Regions from separate parts of the Mus musculus genome. Here region 2 is linked to region 1. Evidence: chromatin loops called from intact Hi-C (ENCODE). Cell type or tissue: heart. All regions are shown on one strand. Links, peaks and the distances in the headings refer to the core of each region. The heading gives the core; the rest is flanking DNA. Region 1 holds the start of Slc25a10 (solute carrier family 25 (mitochondrial carrier, dicarboxylate transporter), member 10). Region 2 holds the start of Aspscr1 (alveolar soft part sarcoma chromosome region, candidate 1 (human)).

Region 1 (10,187 bases), core at 997-8,996:
GCCTGGGGTAGGCAACAGATGCCCAGCGTCTGTGCAGCGCGGCAGTTGAGAAGCAGCAGCCACCGAAGGAGTGAAGCACTCGCCGGCGCACCTCTGGATAATGCTCCCAAAGAATACCCCCCCAAGATCCAGCAGCTGGTCCAAGACATTGCCAGCCTTACGCTCCTGGAGATCTCAGACCTCAACGAACTCCTGAAGGTATTAGGAGAGATCGGCACAGGCCAGGACTAAAGTCCCTGCCTTCTAGTTGTATTTTTACCAAACAAAGGTCAGAGGTCCCTGTCTCTTCTGGGGTGTTTTGGGAGTTTGGTAAATTATCAAATGTACTTTCCTAGGTGGTAGGGCCAAATAGGCTTGTACCTCCATTTGTACCTCCATTTAGGGTTTGATAAGCAGCCACTGAGACCTCTCCTTCATCCTACAGAAAACATTGAAGATCCAGGATGTCGGCCTTATGCCAATGGGTGGCATGGTGCCTGGTCCCGTCTCTGCTGCAGCACCGGCCTCTGAGGTGAGCCTAGGCCACAGGAAGACCCAGTTCTGTGTGCCCAGTTAACTGCCCGACTCAATAACTTAGGTATTTCCCTGTTCCTCCTTGAGTCTGTAGCTGTAATCCCTGTGTTCTGCTGTGGGCTCCCTGCAATAGCTTTGGGAAATTTTCTGCCGAAGGCATTCGAGATCTTTACTAGTGCGTGCATGTGTGTGGGTGTGCATGAGCAGGGGGTGGTCAAAGGTCAGCTTTTGGGGGTTCTCCCCTTCCGCATGGGTTCTGGGGATCAGGACCTCGATTCTGTAAGCTAGCTTTCCTTCTGCCCTCTGAGCTACACTGGTGGGAAAAATGATCTGAAGAGAGGAAACGGTACGCCAAACAGTGCAGCAGTCTTGAGTATTATTAAAAGTAGGGAGGGCACAGAGATGTTGTGGGAGAGTGCCTGCCTCAAGTGCACTGCACCAATTTGGACAGGTAGGGAAGAGACTTGGAATTTCGAGGAAGGCCTCTACAACATGACAATGTTGAATCAAACTTGAAGGTGTTGAGGAAGAGAAAGCAAGGTGTTTCTCAAAGAGTTCTGGCTGACAGAGGGTTTCCAAGTGATTTTTTTTTTTAAAGATTTATTTATTTATTATATGTAAGTACACTGTAGCTGTCTTCAGACATTTCCAGAAGAGGGAGTCAGATCTCATTAAGGATGGTTGTAAGCCACCATGTGGTTGCTGGGATTTGAACTCACGACCTTCGGAAGAGCAGTCGGTGCTTTTAACCGCTGAGCCATCTCTCCAGCCCTCCAAGGGATATTTAAATTTTGAGTGGGAGAAGCCAGGCAGTGGTGGCACACATCCTAACATTTGGGAGGCAGAGACAGACAGATTTCTGAGTTCGGGGTCAGCCTGGTCTATAGAGTGAGTTCCAGGACAGCCAAGGCTGTACCAAGAAACCCTGACTTGAAAAACCAGGGGGAAGAAATCTGAAGGGAGGGCCAGGCAAGGTAGCATACACTTTTAATCTCAGCACTTGGGAAGTAAATGCAGGCAGATCTCTGAATTCTCAGCCTTCCAGGGCAACGCAGTGAAACCCTATGTCAGATAAGTGCTGCTTAGTTTGTGTGTGTGCCACATGTATGTGGGTAGCTAGCGAGGTCAGAAGAGAGTGTGGGGTCCCTTAAGCTGGAGGTGAAGGCTGTTGTTACCAGCCTGACATGGGTGCTGGGAACTGAACTCAGGCTCCTATGAACAACAGAGTGTACTCTTAGCTTCTGAGCCATTTCTCCAGCCCAGACTTCACTTTTAAAGCAAGGCTAGGTCTCATTGCCTAAGCTGGAGTGCCTTTGAAAAAGGTCATAACTGTATCAGGATGCAGGCCCAATCCAGTTGTGTCCCAGATGGTGGGGCTCAAAGCTGGGACCACAAGAATAAGGCTTGAAATAGTTGTCACTCTAGCCGGGCCTGTAGTGTATGCCTTCAAACCCCAGCACTCAGGAGGCAGGTGAAACTGTTTGACCCAACCTGGTCCATAAAGTGAGTCCCAGGTCACCTAGGCCTGTCACGTAAAGAAACCCTGTCTCAACCCTCCCCTCCCATTCCACCCCCTCAAAAATGGTTCTGTCGTTGTCGTGGCTGAGGATTGAGGTAGTCCTGATGTTTCTGTAACCATTTATTATCTGCAAAGCATTTGTTATTCTCCCTGCCTTGTAGGTTCCAATTGCTGGTTACCTATATATGCGTGCGTGCGTGCGTGTGCGTGCGTTCACAAGGAAGCCTCCGTGTTCAAGCACCACTTACCTCATTTTTAGACACGTTCTTTCCCTCGGCCTGGAACTTGTTGATAAGGCTAGGCTGGGTAGCCAGTGGGCCCTTGGGTCCTGTTGTGTTCCTTGTCAGTGCTGGGTCACAGGCACAAGCTACTGTGCCTCATTTCTTTTTCATGGGCTCCAGGGATCCACTTCAGATCCTCAAACTTGCAAGACAAACATCTACCCAGCCCCATCAATTACAATCTTTAAGAGATGTAAAATGAGCCGGGCAGTAGCGATGCACACCTTTAATCCCAGCACTCTGGAGGCAGAAGCAGGCAGATCTGAGTTGAGGCCAGCCTGGTCTACAGGACAAGTTCCAGGATATCCAGGGCTACACAGAGTAGACTCTGTCTCACAAATTCCAAAAGCACACAGGGACACCGCCGTAGAGGATGGCAAAGGGAGGCACAGAGTATGTCTTGTTCCGGGGAGAGGTCCTGTGAAAGATCTGCCTGGTGTGGCTTTGTGCAGGTAGAGCTCAGGTTATGTTTGGATCTTACCTGCAGGTCCTGGTGGGGCAGCCACACCCCATCCTTCCCTACTCACCTCATCTTTGTTTCCACACCCTAAGGCGGCCGAGGAGGAAGACGTCCCCAAACAGAAAGAGCGGACACACTTCACCGTCCGCCTGACAGAGGCAAAGCCTGTGGACAAAGTAAAGCTGATCAAGGAGATCAAGAACTACGTCCAGGGCATCAACCTCGTCCAGGTGCGGCCCGCTCCTCAGTGCCTTCTCCTCTCCTCGGTGGGACAGCTTTAATGCCCCACACTTCTGACTGTTGTCTCTTTCAGGCCAAGAAGCTGGTAGAGTCCCTGCCCCAGGAAATCAAAGCCAACGTCGCCAAAGCTGAGGCCGAGAAGATCAAAGCAGCCTTGGAGGCAGTGGGTGGCACCGTGGTTCTGGAGTGAGGCATGGTTATGAGGACTTACGGACTAGAGTTCTGGGATCCGGGCAAAGCCTGCTCACCCCGATTCACTCCCAGCTGCTGTGGTGGGAGCAACAGCTAGTGACGCGAGTGTCCGAAGTCTCCTGAGAGGGACAGGATGGACCTACTGTGATGGGGTGGGGCAGTGACAACCTTTGCAGAACTCACAAGAGATTGCCTTGGGAGCTTACCAAGTGAACACACCCTCTGGTGGCTACTGAGAAAATATACTATTCAGGCTGGGGTGTTCAATGAGTGGTGTGTGTGCCCAGGGCTGGGAGTATAAAGGACCACCTGGAGGCATGTGTGTGTCCTGAACCTTGCTTGGGGCCTGCAGCCATATATCACGTCTCATTGTTTGTGGGAGGGGCCTATCCTTGATGTGTCCACCCAGACACAGCACAGAATGGAGCTGGGTTTAAGGGAGGGGTTGTGTCTTGATGTTTGGATGAGGAATTTCCATATAGATACTTGGAGAGGTAGTGTTCCTTTAAGATGTAGCCCTGGCTGTCCTGGAACTTGTTTGTAGACCAGGCTGCCTTTGAACTCAAATCCACCTGCTTCTACCTGCTGTGTATCAACACTGCCCAACATATACTTGGAGATTTCAAAGTAGCAAAGTGTAACCCTGGCCCAACAGTCTTGGATCCAGAATAGACTCAGGTGAAGGGGCGGGGCAGAGCTGTTAACTCTTAATACCCAAGGCAAGATTGTTGCCCATTGGGAGATAAGGGCACTTAAACTTAGAAGATGGGAGTTCTGATGGATTTGGGATAGGGCAGCGTGGAAGAAGGGGCTTGTGCATGCAGGTCTTGGAAGACCCAGACCAAGCCTGGATTGGGTCCCACCCAAGGTAGCATGTGGGGTATGTTCTTTTGTTCCTAGAACTCTGAGCTGAGCCTAGGAGAGCAACAGTTTCTTCATTTGAAATGCTCAGTAGTATGTGAACAGAAGGTATCCTCTGGCACTGGTACTGAATATTTGCAGTTCCTGTAAGAGACCAGAAGAGGGCAGTGTTGCCTTGTGATTGGCAGCCCCACCCAGCTATAAACCAGTCCACTCCACCCTACATAGCCAGGAAACTGCAGCTCCCTGACTGAACGACTGGACTCTGCCTTGGGGTTGCTGATGGCCACACTGTTCTGGTTAATGGTTGTCTAGCAGCACATCATGGCTGTCTGCACAAAGGTTGACACCAGGAGGCCTGGTAGCACTTGCCAGATCCTGGGGCAGGTGACTGAGCTCAAGAATCCCAGCTTAGACCAGTCCTGTGGCCCGAAAAGTTCACTTCTGAGTACTATCTCAGCCCAGGCCAGCCCAATCAGTGCTGGGGGAATGGATACCAGGCCTGTGTTTTCTGAGCTAGAGGTCAGATGTACCCTGACCTCTTTGGCTATTAACCTCACTCCAGTGATTCTGTGCTCTTAGAGATCTGAAGGCAGAAGCTACAGACCCTAGAAAATGGTTGTGCTGACTGGTAGTAAAACGCTTGCCTGGTGTGTTTAAGCTCTGAGCACCTTCCCAAGCACTTCAAAGCAAGAAAAACATTTGGGCCTTACCTAGGCCAATAAGGTACCTCCCTGGCTAACTCAGGCCCCTTGCTTGGTGAATCTGGCCACCCCAGCCTTCCTGACCTGTTAACACATTACATGTGGGCCCTAGTATACTGCAGTTTGACCCCAATCTGAGAGCTGCATGCATGTTAAATCCTGTCTTAAAGGTAAAACAAATCCTTAGCTCCTAGCCTACGTTTTCCAGTTGGGACTTGTTCTTGCTCTACCTTGTAAGCTGTCTTTCATGGACGTGAGGTCTTCTGGCCAGTAATGGTTTCCAGCTCTCTCAGAGAAGGATAGACTACATAAGTCTACATCTGTAGCCTGGTCACCTCCATTCTGTTAACATGGTTAGACTTCCTATTAGATTTGGACCAAATGAGACAAGACAGAACTGGGCATAGCTTTGTTTCCTTGCTGTGTGACAGTCAGGCCTACTTCTATACCCTAACCATTGGCTCTGTAGCTCATGGTTCTTAGATGTAACTTTGAAGGTCCCTCCAGTGTTTTATATACAAAAGCAGTATCCTCTTGCTGAACACCAACCATGCTTCCTTTAGCATATGACCTCTGCTGTGCCTGGCAGTGTATGTCTAGTACTTGATGGTTTCTGGGTAGGGCTAGTCTATATGGGCAAGACCAAGTGGTGCTCCTGGTCTCACCAACCAAGCAGCCAGCTGTTCGGTTCCCTACCCCACAGTAGCCCAGCTAAGATATCAGATGCTGCCACCTAGAGACCTTCCTAGACGTGAGGTTGCATGTTGTCTGTACCTGCTGTAGGAAAGGAATGGATCCAGTGTGGGAAGTGCCCCTCACCCCCTTGTTATAGGCTTCCAGTGTAGGGTGCTCTTGGGCATGGGGGAAATGCCAAGATGGCACACCCCCAAGCAAGATGCCAGATCTTGCATTGTGCAACCTTGGTACTATGACAATAAGTATCTTGGCATGGGAGGCCACCTAGAGTTCTAGACGACATCATGCTCTCTACTTCCCTCGCTGCTACAAAGTTGGGCACTGGTTGGCAGGACTGGATAGGATACTCCTATTGAATGTTCAGCGGGAGCGGTGCCTGGAGCAGTTGGCCAGGTGTACGTTAGTTTTCTGCAGGACACGTGTCTTTTTCATTCACAATGCCAGACTTAAAGCAGCCTTGGGATTCAGAAATCACCTTGGCTAGCAGGTGCACCCTCAAACTGGGAGCACATGTGGATTTCTTTGCCCGTGTTCAGTAGGTAGAGATGGGCTTCTGAGACCAGGCAGATTGGAGCTGCCTCCTAGGAGCCTGAGCCAGTAACCATGAAGAATTCACAGCCCAGAACCCTCTCCATGGTGGCTGCCTAGGGCTGTGTCCACAGCAAGGCTTGGGCTGAGTTGCACTTGGCAGGGACTCGCTGGGTGTAGGCATGGGGGAGGAGCACTGCTACCCTTTACTAAGAGCCTTTTGTCCCTGATTTCTATTTAATTTGCAAGCTGGCCTCAAGACGGTTTCCATCCCCCCCTACATCTGGGCGGGGGCTGGGCTCTCGAGGGGGATAGGGGACAGAGGTCCACTGCTGCAACACGTGTCCTTCTCCTGGGTAACACACGAAGTTAGCACCAGGGCATAAGTTCAGACTAGGGCTAGAGGGTGCTGGTAGGAAACCAACCTCCTGATGAGTTGAGAATGGCAGAGCGCCTTCGGAACTGAGACCAAAGCCATGATCTGGAGAGTGGGGGTGGTCATGGGTTAGCTCAGTTTCACAGTTGGCTCCAGTGGATCGCCTCTCATTGCTCCTCGTTGCGGCCTCTTTAAGACCAGAGGCGGAGTCTCCCAAGGCTGGAGTCCGGTGGCGGGCGGAGTCCATAGGCCCCGCCCCCGGGGCTGCGCGGGCGCATTGGCTGTACCGGGCGCGGGCGCTCGGTAGCACTTTGAACCGGGCGTTGAGCAGCTGGGACCGGAGTTGTGCTCACCGGGGTCGGGCCAGGTCGCTGCTGCTCTGGCCATGGCCGAGGCACGCGCATCTCGCTGGTACTTTGGGGGGCTGGCTTCCTGCGGAGCCGCTTGCTGCACGCACCCGCTGGACCTGCTCAAGGTGAGTGAGCCTGAGCTTCAAGGCCGAGCGGGCGGGTGAGCCCTAGGCGCCGGGGACCATCCGGGGCCTGGCGCCTACAAGGCGCCTGCTGCGGCCGCCGCTTGACTGCGCACCCGGTAATTACCGCCGGTGACGCCCACGCCGGCCTGAGCCGCGGGCTGCCCCGCTCTGCGCTGCTGGCCTCCGGCTGCGGGCGCCAATACACTTACTTCCCGGTAGGCAGCGGTGGAAAATCCCCGGGGACCCTCTGCAGCTGGCGTCCGCAGGTGACAGACAGCTATGCCTCAGACAGGACCTCCTGCTCCTCAGCTTACCTGCTAATCCCTCCGCAACCACAGTCCTAACAGATGACTGCGCAGCTTCAGCTCTGCGCTATACTTAAGTAAACTCTGCCACTCTGAGCCATTCCTTTGCCACAAACACTCGACAACTCTGGTTAAAGTTGTGCGTGTGCACAGGTATTGAGATCCAAAGACCAGCCTGGTCTCTGCGCACAAGAGCACTCCCACTGCTGGGCGCTTAGCACCACCTACTGTGAGGACTGGGGGGTGGAAATGAAGGCAATGGACTAGGTGGTGATGTGACCTCGGTCATCTGCTTCCGCTTGTTTCGTTGCTATATTGGGATCAGCACCGTCCTAAGTGAGCTAGGAAGGAGACCCTGCGTTCATAGGGTCTAACCAATAAGATCGTCTCACAGCAAGAAGCAAATAGGACACGTGGTTTTGTAGGGTTTTGTGTGTGTGTGTGTGTGTGTGTGTGTGTGTGTGTTTCTTTAAAAATAAATGCTTATAGGACAAACTGAGACAGCTGTCTTCCTGTTCCCCAGGGGCATTCTCGGGGAATTTTTTCCTGATTCTGTCTTACTACAGAGAACAAAGAACTCACCCACTCTGCCCAAGGAGCTCTGGCTGCTACTTCAGCCTGTGGACTGAGCATTCACACTGGCTGCCACCTCCCCCGTCCCCCACATTGGATTGGCCCCTGAGGTCTGAGCTGGCAATCCAGCCTCAGGCAGTTTCTACTACTTCAAGCTTCTAGGGTGATCTCTGTCAATAGCTTTCCTTTCTTTGTTATTTATTTGTAGCCCCAGACTTACCTTGAACATGTTACGCAGCTAAGGCTGGCATTGGACCTTCCATGTGCAGGGATTTCAGGCATGCATTGTTTCTCCCAGATAGCTTTTCTAACTAAGAATGCTGGCCATTGGGTACACTGGGGACTGAAATCTCACTTTTCCTAGGAGTAGCATATACAGGTCCAGCCCCGGGGCATTGCTTCCGGCAGGTATTATAACAGGAAGAGGCAGGTACTGGTTGTTCTGGGAAGCACTTCATGACAGTATTTTCCTTTCTGAATGTCCCTGCAGCCTTCTCCATCATGGGGGTCAGGCTAGATGGCTAACCCAGCCATGGGCCCCAGAGACTCACCTCACCCCCAGGTAGTCCTTTTGAGTGTTGACAGACTGTGACGTAAAAGTCCCAGGTGGTTGTTCATTGTCCATGTTCCCTCCGGGTTCACTGCTTCTCAGCCCCACCCCCACCCAGAGGAACAAGAAAGGCTGCCATGGATGTGTGACCACTGTTGGACCCAGGCCAGTGAGGGCTGCTCAACAGAGACCCCTTGAAAGCTTGTATGGATTTTGTTTTAATAAGACAGGCTCTTACTGCACCTCAGGCTGACCTCAAACTCATAATCCCCCTGCTTCAGTCACCTGAGTATTAGGATCACGTGCCTACTTTGTCAACTTTGAAAACATGTTTTGAATTTGCTTGGTATGTCCACTTTGCCTGGTCCTCACATGTACAGGAGCTGTTAGCCTTACAGCCACTGTCCCTTGGGTGGGCCTTGACCCTCTTTCCCCCTTGGTCTGCATACAACTGGAGGATGACACCCATGTGGCCCCTTCTGTCCTCACCATCTTAGCTCTTTCCCTGTCGCCTTTTTCTTCTTTTGCATGAGTGTGAGCATGCTTGTGGGGCCACATTTGGCTGGGGACAGGCTCCTTTGGAATCAGTACCAGGGCTGATACAAGACTGATCAGGGCCAAAGATCCTGAGCCTGACCCTAGGCCACTGGGACAGGAGTGAGAGCGAGGTACAGCCTTGTGGGTCGTAATTGTCACTACTGTATAAGAGGTGTAACTGTGCTGTACAGTTCCAGACCCTGGACTAGGCACACCCCAACAGCCTTAGGCCCTTGGGAACCTCTCTGCTGCCTTGCCTTGGTTTCCCCCTAGGTAGGGATGCTGACAGCATGGAGTCCACAGGGGACAGACCTGGAAATAATTCATCAGAGCTCGTATTGAGCCGGCTCATTGCAACCTTGTTTCTACCTACTTGTGGCTAGGTCAGAGCTCTGCTCTGCATGGACTTGACACTCTCTCCCTGCCTATGCACAGGTGCATCTACAGACCCAACAGGAGGTGAAGCTGCGCATGACTGGAATGGCACTGCAGGTGGTGCGAACCGATGGCTTCCTGGCGCTCTACAACGGCCTGAGTGCCTCGCTGTGCAGGCAGGTACGTGCATACGGCTTGGTTCTCTCAAATGAAAAGTTCTTTCTTCCTCTCCTGTTGACATCAGCTTCCTGGGTCTCAGAACAAGCCTCTCAGGGGTTGGTTCTGGGGCTCAGTCCTAGGAAGGAGCCTTAGGGAGTTTCAGCTACTTTCTCTTCCTCCTTGAGATTTATTACAGATGAGGCACAGGGGTGGGTGTGCTGCAGGGGCCTGCCTTCCAGCCTCAGAAGGGGAAACTGAGGCTGAGAACAGCCAGGAACAGCTCCTCTGGGTTTGTGAATTTGTCTCGGCTGCTCGAAAGCTCGGTGGCTTTGGAATGGACACTGGGTGGAGTGCCCAGTCCTCTGAGCCAGGCCCCCTCCCCAGATGACCTACTCTCTGACTCGGTTCGCAATCTACGAGACCATGCGGGACTACATGACCAAGGACTCCCAGGGGCCTCTCCCCTTCTACAACAAGGTGTTGCTGGGCGGCATCAGTGGTGAGCACTGGGTAGTCAGGGCAAGGGCCGGGCAGAGGCCCAGGACACGGGGAGCCGTCGGGTCCTGATGTTTATATCACTGCAGGTTTAACTGGAGGCTTCGTGGGGACCCCAGCAGATTTGGTCAATGTCAGGTTTGTATGCGTCTCTCATCTTGTCAAGTAGGCAAGCGTTTGCCCACATTGCTCCTAGACTCTGCAGTACAGCAAGCCACTCAGAAGCTAAGCCTGGCTTTAGCCAAGTCCCATGCCCTTCCCTGAACTTGGGTAGGCAATCCAGCACTCTTGACTCCAGACAGTGAGCTGACCTGGGGCCTGGGAGCTAATGTATATCCAATGGACCAC
Region 2 (10,187 bases), core at 1,125-9,124, 180 kb after region 1:
CAATACCTCAAGAACAGGATAGGAGTTCAGGGTTTTGTTCTGGGTTCTGGGGAGAAGGATGGATAAATATAGAGTTAAGTACCAGGAGTTACAGCCCTTACCTAGGCAGGCAGAGCCCTTCCTGGGAAAGACCCAAGATGGAACATTTCAGGAAAGAGCTGAGGTCTGTGTTGAAGGAGGAGCGTGTGGCAGAGGCAGATGGTGCTGCATGAGTCCCATCTGAGACCTTCTGTGGGAACCAACAGATGAATGACCTGGTTAGAGAGCTGGGCCAGCAGGGACTAGCACATCCAACAGCTCTGGACCCAATTCCCTTGCCCGGATGTGGGACTGGCCTCCTCCCTGTATCTATTCCCAGCCCCCAGCCTGCACTCTTCCCCGGCTCCATGTTCCAGCTGCTACCTTCTGCTGTCTGGGGCCCAGCTGTTATATGCTGGTCTCAGCCACCAGGCTTCACATGGCCATCTGGGCTGTTCTGCACTCCAGCTGCTGGCCTCTGAGGTCCAAGTGAGCAAGAAATCTGGGCAGGATAGCCTCATGTCCTGTAGCCTGCCCTGAAGGGAAGCTCTGAAGATAGCTACGAACCCACCTCTTTGTCTGAGCTGGAGCTCAGAGCCAGGAAGACCCTGAAACTAAGCCTCTTTTAGTTTTCCCGAAGTTTTCATATCTGTACCGGTATTCATTAGCTTATTTCCTCTTGGCCGGAGGAAAGAAACTCACCAAGGATGGCAGGTTTTTCAGCTAGTTGTTGGAAACTGAGCTCTCAGAGACTTTCAGCTCTGGCTCCTGGAAAACGGGTGGCCTTTTGTAGGCAGCTTTTTTTTTTTCCCAAGACAGGGTTTCTCTGTGTAGCCCTGGCTGTCCTGGAACTCACTCTGTAGACCAGGCTGGCCTCGAACTTAGAAATCCGCCTGCCTCTGCCTCCAGAGTGCTGGGATCAAAGGCGTGCGCCACCACGCCTGGCTCTGTAGGCAGCTTGGAGTAGCTTTGTGGTCAGTTGGCAGAAAGGCTGTGTTGCTGATCCTTCACTGGGAGCATGAGAGTCCTGAGACTGAAGCCCTACAGCCCCTCAATGATGAACCAGTATGGGTGACCCAGAGTTAGCAGCTTAGAGCACTTACCTGCTTTGGCCCTTACTGATGTTTCTACAGGACTTGTTCCTACCAGGACCTCTGCAGCTAAGACCTGCCCTAGCCCATTTCCTTCCCCAGCAGACAGACCAGTGGGGGGGACCCTGCTGGATGCTGGCTTGCAGTGACAAGGGCTAAGTGGAGGCTCACTAGGGTAGATGCGTTCCCAAGCTGGAGAGGGGTTGCTGCTTATCTGTGGAACTTCTTGGGGTGCCTCTGGAGTACCCTGAGATACCTAGTATATAGCCTTGATTCTGAATGGACAAAGCTGCTAGGGATGTCCTAAGAGCTGCAGGCTGGTACCAAGCCCTCAGCTGTCCAGTTGCTGGCCCCCAGGTGCCTGAAGCAATAGACTCTACAGGCCAATGAGGCCGGCTGTCATGTGACCTCCAGCTCCCTCTTCCCAACCCTGTGATCCTCCGGCAGGCTTGCAAGTGGCCTCTGGGGAGACAGAAACAAACTCTCAGATTTTGCTACTGGGAACCTTTCAGCGCTGGAGGCTGTGGATGCTTCTCTTAAAGGGCCATACCACTTTAATTCAAAGCAGATCTTTGGAACAGCTGTCTAGCTGCTGGCAGGAGGAAGGAGGAGGGAGATGGGCCAGCAGCAGAAGGAAGGTGTCCTCCAAAAGGATGTTAGATTCATTCTCAGGAGTAGTTAAAGCGGTTAAAGGCAGAGAGAGCTGAGGAGCAGGTCCCTCTCAGGTGCGTCCTTCTTGCAGTAGCTGGGAGAAGGCCTCTTCTCTCACATGAGACACCCAAAGCTGAGCAGATCACTAAGCAGTGGGTTGACTATCTTGTAGTCTGACCCCTAAAAACTTAAAACTCAGCCGGGCGTGGTGGCTCACGCCTTTGATCCCAGCACTTGGGAGGCAGAGGCAGACAGATTTCTGAGGTCAAGGCCAGCCTGGTCTACAAAGTGAGTTCCAGGACAGCCAGGGCTATACAGAGAAACCCTGTCTCGAAAAAAACAAACAAACAAAAAACAAAAACAAAAAACCAAAAAAACCCCAAAAAACAAAAAAACAAACTCGTGTGTGTGTCTCTGTGTCTGTGTGTGTCTGTTTGTGTGTATGTGTTTGTGTGTCTGTGTGTATGTGTGTGTGTCTCTGTGTATGTGTATGTGTGTGTATGTCTCTGTGTATGTCTATGTGTCTGTGTCTGTGTATGTCTGTGTGTGTTTTGAGACAGGGTCTCTGTTTAGGCCTGGGTGTCCTGGAACTCACTCTGTAGACCAGATTGCCTTCAAACTCAGAGATCTGCCTGTTTCTGCCTCCTAAGTGCTGGGATTAAAGGCATGCACCACCACTGTCTGGCCATTAGGCATATTTAATGAAGAAAAGACGTGATGTCTCCATGATCAAGTCCTGGGGTCAAAGGTGTGTGCCACAGAGCTCAGCTTTTTCTTTCTTCTTGACCTGGGATGCCCAACTTCTGTTCTTTGCCAGTGGTAGAACATCTGGCTCTAAGCCTTTAGATTTCAGGACTTGAAGCAGCAGCCTCTGAGTCCCTTGCTGTCTAACTGTCACAGTGCAGATAAATACCACCGAGGGCTCTCCTAGCTCTCCCACTTACAGACAACAGCAGGTCCTTACGGTCAGTACCCTCCAAAGTCAATGTCCACACCTGTTAGGTGTTTGCTTTTGTCTGTTTTAAGACAAGGTCTCCCTCTATATTCCTAACTGGCCTAAAGGCCACTAGAAGCCCATAGAGGCTTCAGACTTGTAGTGACTTTCTGCCTTTGCTTCTCAAGAGTTTGTTTCTTTGGAGAACCATCATATATCACCCTGACCTAACTGTGGAAAAAAATTAGCTTTTCCCTAATATTTATTGCATTTTCTTATTTCAGATGAGTGGGGTCTCACTGTGCTGTTGAGAGTGGCTTTTAGCTCCCAGGATCAAATGATTTTTCTATCTTAGTCCCTCAAGTAGCTAGTGGAGATGACAGGTGCACACTACTCACTGCATCAAACTTTAGAACATAATATTCTGTGTTTTCCTTCTCTAGTGAGATATAGTCAAAGGACAAAAATAACTATAAAGATATCTTTAATCTCTTTGTTTCTTTCTCTGAGACAGGGTCTTATGTATTTTAGCTGGCCTCAACATGGTATGCCATGGAGGGTGGCCTTGAACTTCTGACCTTCCTATCTCCATCTCCTGAGTGCTGGGATAACAGGCATGTATCATTGTGATACAAGAATTTGAAACTAGGGTATTATGCATGCTGAATAAGCACCCAAACAACTAAGCCACAACACCAGCCTTTGTCTTTGTTGTTTGTTTGTTTGTTTGTTGTTGTTGTTGTTATTTTTTGTTTTTTTGTTTTGTTTTGTTTTGTTTTGTTTTTTCGAAACAGGGTTTCTCTGTATAGCCCTGGCTGTCCTGGAACCCACTTTATAGACCAGGCTGGCCTTGAACTCAGAAATCCGTCTGCCTCTGCCTCTCAAGTGCTGGGATTAAAGGCATATGTTACCACAGCCCGGCTTGTTGCTGTTGTTTTAATTTTATTTTGGGGGGGTTGTTTTTTCCTGTTTTGTTTTCAAGACAGGGTTTCTCTGTGTAGCTCTGAAGGTCTAGAACTCATTCTGTAGACCAGGCTGTCCTCGACCTTAGAGATCTGCCTGTCTCTGCCTCTGAAGTGTTGGGACAAAAGGCCACCACTGCTTTTGTTTTTGATTGTGCAGGGTCTTCCTATATGGCTGTCTAGAACTTGCTGTATAGCTGAGGTCACCCTCAGATTTAATCCTGCTTTTGCCTCTCAAGTGTTGGGATTACAGACAAGTGCTACCACAGCTGGTGTGTGCATGCCCTGCATCATGCGCTCATGAGGGTAGAAGTTGTTTTGGGAGTCTGTTCTCTGACTCCACACTGGGTTCTGGACTTTGAATTCAGATGTTGTGCGTGTATGGCTCATTGTACCAATTCAGCTTTGCTTTCTTACTCTAAAGCCTCACTCTGCAGCCCAGACTCCCGGGGCCTCACAGTGTATTTCAGGCAGATGGCAAACACATGACAACCCTCTTGCCTCAGCCTCCCACATGCTGGGAGGTTTGAGCCACTGTGCCTGGTTGTACACCTCTTATTGTTGATTGTGATGATGTTGTTAAAGCTCTGAAATGCTTTTTTTAAAAAATTTTAAAAATTTTTTCTTTTGTAGTGCTAGGGTTCAAACTCCAGATCTTGCAAATATAATCTACAGCTCTATTCTTGCAACATCTCTTAAAACAGAAAATTTTAAAAGAGCACTATAACTGAACATTCTCACTGCGGAAGAGACCTTGTATTGAAAGATGCAGATTTCTTTATTTTATTTTTTATTTCTATCTTTTGAGACAGGGTCTTTCTAGTCCTGGTTGTCCTAGAACTCACTATGTAGACCACATTGCAAGATTTCAAATGTAGAGATCTCCCAGTCTCTGCCTCCCAAGTGCACCTCCAAGCCTAGTCCTAGTTCATATTCTATGTATTAGAAAATGTCCTTGTCCCTAGGAAGTAAGCATTAAAGAAGTATTCAGTGTCAAAGAAGTACAATGCATCCAACTTACTCTTTACATTTATTTATTTGCATGTGTATGTGTATGCTTGTGTCTATGTGTGTGAATGTGTGTATGTGTGTGTGAATGTGTGCATATATGTGTGTGAATGTGTACATATGTTTGTGTGAATGTGTGCATATGTGTAAGTGTGTATGTGTGTGTATGTGTGTATGTGTGTATGTGTGTAAGTATAAGCCATATGCTTGCTGGTACCATCAAAGGCCAGAACAGGGTGTTGGATCCTTGGATCTTGAGTTACAGAGAGTTGTGAGCGTCCTGATATAGGTGCTGGGAATCAAACTCAGGTCCTCTGGCAGAGTCGTAAGAATTCTTTTTTGTTGGTTTGTTTGTTTGTTTGGGTCAGATATGCTGTTTAGCAGCTGTCATCTTTGCACTTGGAGGCAACCAGTTCAAAGTCAGCCTGGTCTATACAGGGTGAGACAGTCAATGATGGTGGCACATGCCTGTAATCCCAGCAGTCATGCTGTGGAGGCAGGATCAACAATAAAAGGCCATTTAGGCTACAGGAAACCTTATATAAAACAAAACAACAGAGACAAACACAAAGAATTTAAAGTTACTCCTCACAAGAAGCACAGCAGCCAGCGTGAAGGCAGTCATAATGACTAAATTTAGGTCAATTTAAGCACGAAAGAAACAATACTCAAACCCTACAATGAAATGGAAAAAAAAAAAGGCATGAGGGGCTAGAGAGATGGCTCAGTGGTTAAGAGCACTGGCAGTTTTTCCAGGTGTTGCAGGTTCAAGTCCCAGCACCCACATGGTAGCTCATAGCTATCTATAACTCCAGTTCCAAGGGATTTGATACCTACTTCTGGCCTCTACTGGAACCAAGGGAATGCATGTGATATACAGACATGCTTGCAGGCAAAACTTCCACACATATTATACACACACACACACACACACACACACACACACACACACATATATATATATATATATATGTTTTTTTGTTTTTGTTTTTTTGAGATCGGGTTTCTCTGTGTAGCCCTGGCTGTCCTGGAACTCTGAAATCTGCCTGTCTCTGCCTCCCAAGTACTGGGATTAAAGGCATGCACCACCACTGTCTGGCCACATATAAAATATTAAAAAAGAAAACCTAAAAAAAGAAAAAAGAAGGGCTGGTGAGATGGCTCAGCAGGTAAGAGCACCCGACTGCTCTTCCAAAGGTCCTTAGTTCAAATCCATGTCCCAGCAACCACATGGTGGCTCACAACCATCCGTAACAAGATCTGACTCCCTCTTCTGGTGTGTCTGAAGACAGCTGCAGTGTACTTACATATAATAAATAAATAAATCTAAAAAAAAAGAAAAAAAGAAGAAAACCCCAGAATTCACATTAATTTAATATATATGATTTTTTTTTAAAGAGAGATGTTTCTTTTTCTCTTTTTTATTTATTTTTTATTTTTTTTATTTTTTGGTTTTTGACACAGGGTTTCTCTGTGTAGCCCTGGCTGTCCTGGAACTCACTCTGTAGACCAGGCTGGCCTCAAACTCAGAAATCTGCCTGCCTCTGCCGCTGGAGTGCTGGGATTAAAGTCGTGGGCCACCACTGCCCAGAACCACTACCAAGAGATAGCACCACCCACAATGGGCTGAGCCCTCCCACATCAATCACTAATTAAGAAAAATGCCCCACAGCCAGATCTTGTGGAGTTATTTTCTCATTTGAGGTTTCCTTCTTTCCGATGACTCTAGCTTGTGTCAAGTTGACATAAAACTAGCCCGGACAACTGTCAAGGAAATAAATAAAAAAAACTCATTCATCAATTGGTGTTAAAACTGTTGCATAATAAATGTGGGAAGAAAAAAAAAAAAACATGGCATTGTAGTCTTAAAGAATTAGCCTATAGCTGACTAATTTACTACCCAAGGAAAGAGGGACCTTGATTATGGAGGATTCCGACTTTAACTTGAGCCTGACCATGGTCAAATTTCACATGCTCACTTTCAGAACAATCTGTATCTCTTGATGGCTGTCCATTTTTCTCACTGCACCTCTCTAAATGTTCTGCCAGAGGATTCTAACAGTGGGACAGTTGAAAGAAAACAGACTTGAGGGTTTGTGAGGTTTTGTTTTAAATGCTAGTGTGTAAAAAAGAAAGGAAGAAAACCAAAGGGGACCCGGGAAGGTGGGCAGCACAGTGAGGGTCTAAGGTTGCATAGAACACGCAAACTCTTCCCATTCTTTTCCCCATGTTTGTCAATACACACGTGTGACACAGATGCTGTATACCAGCTTCTCCAGTCAGATTTGGAGATTTTTACAACAATCCCAAGGACCATAGGCAAAGCATTCTCCTTGAAGTCATGGTGACAAGCTAAGAGAGGGCCTGAAGTCAACAAGATGGCTCAGCAAGTAAAAGTGCCACCAAGCCTGGTAACCTCAAATGAATCCCTCAGTCCCACAAGGTGGAAGGAGGGAACAGGCAAGTTCGCTGACAATGCACACAGGTACCATAGCATGCCTGTACCTGCTCTTCCACAGACACACAATAAAAAAAAAACACATAAAATATAACTTTATTATTATTGTTGTTGTTATTTTTTCAAGACAGGGTTTCTCTGGGTAGCCGTGGTTGTCCTGGAAGACTGTTGCTCTGTAGACCAGGCTGGTCTTGAACTCAGGGATCTGTTTTTGCCTCCAACATACTGGGATTAAAGGCTTGCATTACCACATCAGTCTCAATAAAATATTTTTCTAAAAGGTTGTCGCCATGTGACGATGATGATCACAGGAACACTTGAGAAGGGAGGCAGGATCAGTACTTAACGGAGTAGGTACAAAGGCTAACTCTGGTGTGCGCATACCCAGTACTTGGTGACAGACAGGTAGCTGTGGGCCCCAGGCTGGCCCCAGGCAGCATAGCTTTCTTGCAGGCAGCCCCCAGAGCTTGGAGGTTCCCAGGAACACGTGCCTCCGGATGAAGAAACAATGTCCCTGACAGAACTGTGCTCCTTCCAGGGAGGTGCCTTTGGTCCGCGCCGTCGGGACGCCATCAGGCTGCCTAATAGCAAAGCAGAGCCAGAGCGCCGGGGGCGGGCCCGGAAGCGAGTTGGCCCCGCCCCCGAGACCGCGTGGCTGTGCGTCCGGGCTGTTGCGGATAAAGTTGTTTGAGGCGAGCCGGCTGCGGTCACGTGAGCGGAAGATGGCGGCCCCGGCGGGCGGCGGGGGCTCCGCGGTGTCGGTGCTGGCCCCAAACGGGCGGCGCCACACGGTGAAGGTGACGCCGAGCACCGTGCTGCTGCAGGTGCGGCCGCCGGCCCGGGTGGGGAACGGGCGGATGGGTGGACCCGCGGGCCGCCCGGGGTCGCCGCATCAGGGCCCGCCCCTGCGGTTGCTCCTAGGGCGGTAGGGCGGGACCGGGTCCCGGTGGGCGGGGCCTGAGGCAGCCAATGAGCGCCTTTCGCGCGGCTGTCCGCCCCATCCTCTAGATCTGGGTCCCGGGGGCGGGGCGGGATACTTGGAGGCGCGTTTGCTGAGCACGGTGGGGTGGACCCCACTAACAGGGTCGAGCCTTGCGAGCCCCAGAATCTTCGGCGCTTGTCCGAATCCAGCCTTCTCGGTCACCGGGAAGAGTGGCGTTCCTTCCTGCTCAGCTCAGGGGCGTCCCTCCGGACCCTAGGGCCTGTGTTCCCGGAAGTGAATTTTGCTAAGTCACTCACGGCTTTTGATTGTTGCTGTTTGTGACCTCGTATGAATTACACCTGCTTATTAAACCTCTGTTGTTAGGTTACAAAGGCGTACACGATTCATATCTGTGGCAGGGCCATACAGAGTGACCTCCATTTGGAGCTGCGCTCATGTAGAGGAGGGTTCTGGTCATGCAGCAGTTGCACAAAGACTGCCGGGCCACAGAGTGGCCGTGGACACAAAGTTCAGTAAGGCAGATTATTATTTGTGGCTAGAGGCCTCGCAGAGCCTAGAACATGGGACCAGGGGTGGACAGGCTAGGCCATAGTTGGAGGATTAAGTCAATAATGGGTCCCCAGTAGGAGGGGAGAGAGTAGACAGGATTTGCATGTAGTTTGCTTGGAGCTGGTGAGTGAGATGTTTGGTGGGCTGGCCAGTGCGCCTACTATCAGTTGAGGTAGGTTTTACCGATCATTTGTCCCACAGGTACTAGAAGACACATGCCGGCGGCAAGACTTCAACCCCAGTGAATACGACCTGAAGTGAGTTTGCTTGGACTCAGCTGTGGGCTTCTCAGTCTACCTGGTCCTTTTCTCAACACATACTATCTCTGCCTTAGAAGCGCCCCCATAGGTACTTTAATACAACAGAAGTTTATCCTTGCCCAGTTCTGAAGGCAAAGTCCAAAGTGCCCAGAGTATGGTTGTGCCACCCCCCCCCCCCAACCGCCCCCAGATTCTCTGTGTAGCCCTGACTGTCCTGGACTTCACTTTGTAGACCAGGCTGGTCTCAAACTCACAGAGAGCCTTCTGCCTCTGCCTCCACAATGCTGGGATCAAAGACCCCACCCCCACCCCTGTGGCTATACTCTAGAATATTCTAGGGAAGAGGACTCATCTCTTTCAGCTTCTGGCTGTCCTGGTATTTCTTGGCTTGTGACTGCATCAGTACAACTTCTGCCTTGATCTTCAAACGGCCCGAAGACACAAGTCACTGGGTTTAGGGTCCTCTGGTTAGTCCAGGGTGACCTTATTTAATTTACTCTCTTAACCTACATTCATAAATACTTGTGACAAATAAGGTCATTTTCACAGGTTTTAGGGGCAAGAACAGTGATGTATCTTTTGGGGAGCACTGTCTAAACCCACAAATGCAGGGTTTTGGCTGTCTGTGTAAATTCCTGGTAGGACAAAGGAATGGCTAGAAAGCTGTAAAGGGATTGTTCGCCTCCCAGCTGCTGTAGTCCTCCCATGTCTGGGTCTCTGGGTCAGGGTGTTAGTACAAAGAGAGCAGTCCTCCACCAGGTCCTCGGGTCTGAGGCCATAGGAGGGATGCAGGTTTCTGTCTTAAGTAGAGCTTTTATTCTTGGAGACATGTTTTCACAACATTGTCCTAACACAAGAAGCCCACTCTCTTGGCCTTTCCCATGCTGTCGTGTGGGCTTTCTAGGAAGAAGTTTCTTGGAAAAGATACCTATATCAGGCCATTCCAGTCTCCGGCTCCCGTTCTGGTCTTCTAAGAATCCCAGAACATGTGCTCTTGAGTGGCCAAGCCATCTAACAATATCCTGCCACAAAGCTTTGTGCCAGCTCTGTTCTGTTAACCTGCCCATGGTCCACGTAATGGTGTCTGGTTGGAGCAATGACTATAATTTGAGCCAGTTCCTCTACAACACTACATTAGCTCTGCCCTTGTCTCCCTTTCCATCCACTGACTGTAATTTGTTTAAGAACTGCTCCCATTGCCCTGGCTGGTGCCTGGCTGTAAACAGAGTGGCCTCTTCTCTCCACCCAGTGTTCTCAGCTCTTAGGCCTGATGTCCTGGTTCCCACTAGCATTTTCTATGGCAGTTTGCTGGT

The links. Hi-C counts contacts between places; a loop is a spot of excess contacts. Peaks named below come from ENCODE experiments on the same cell type or tissue, not always from the same donor. Only the 100,000 strongest peaks of a DNase experiment are listed, where the experiment ranks them.
Region 2: a loop joins it to region 1, with 2.1 times the contacts of the local background. A loop is called at or near these places in 1 of 42 quality-filtered maps.

Annotation. Positions count from the first base shown.
Region 1 is chr11:120,485,232-120,495,418 of GRCm38, forward strand. Mrpl12 (mitochondrial ribosomal protein L12) reads left to right here. Exons shown (of 5, transcript NM_027204.3): 2 at 12-198; 3 at 425-511; 4 at 2,866-3,003; 5 at 3,087-3,523. The coding sequence ends at 3,203. Slc25a10 (solute carrier family 25 (mitochondrial carrier, dicarboxylate transporter), member 10) reads left to right here and starts at 6,606. Exons shown (of 11, transcript NM_013770.2): 1 at 6,606-6,845; 2 at 9,246-9,365; 3 at 9,729-9,843; 4 at 9,929-9,977. The coding sequence starts at 6,756. In heart, for the core only: CTCF peaks have their summits at 4,222 (motif pointing right) and 7,361; DNase peaks (open chromatin) are centred at 4,320, 6,610, 7,100, 7,340 and 2 weaker places; H3K4me3 peaks cover 3,975 bases; H3K27ac peaks cover 3,036 bases.
Region 2 is chr11:120,665,225-120,675,411 of GRCm38, forward strand. Aspscr1 (alveolar soft part sarcoma chromosome region, candidate 1 (human)) reads left to right here and starts at 7,749. Exons shown (of 16, transcript NM_026877.2): 1 at 7,749-7,946; 2 at 8,816-8,871. The coding sequence starts at 7,845. In heart, for the core only: a CTCF peak has its summit at 5,924 (motif pointing left); DNase peaks (open chromatin) are centred at 1,657, 7,787 and 8,097; H3K4me3 peaks cover 1,931 bases; H3K27ac peaks cover 2,300 bases.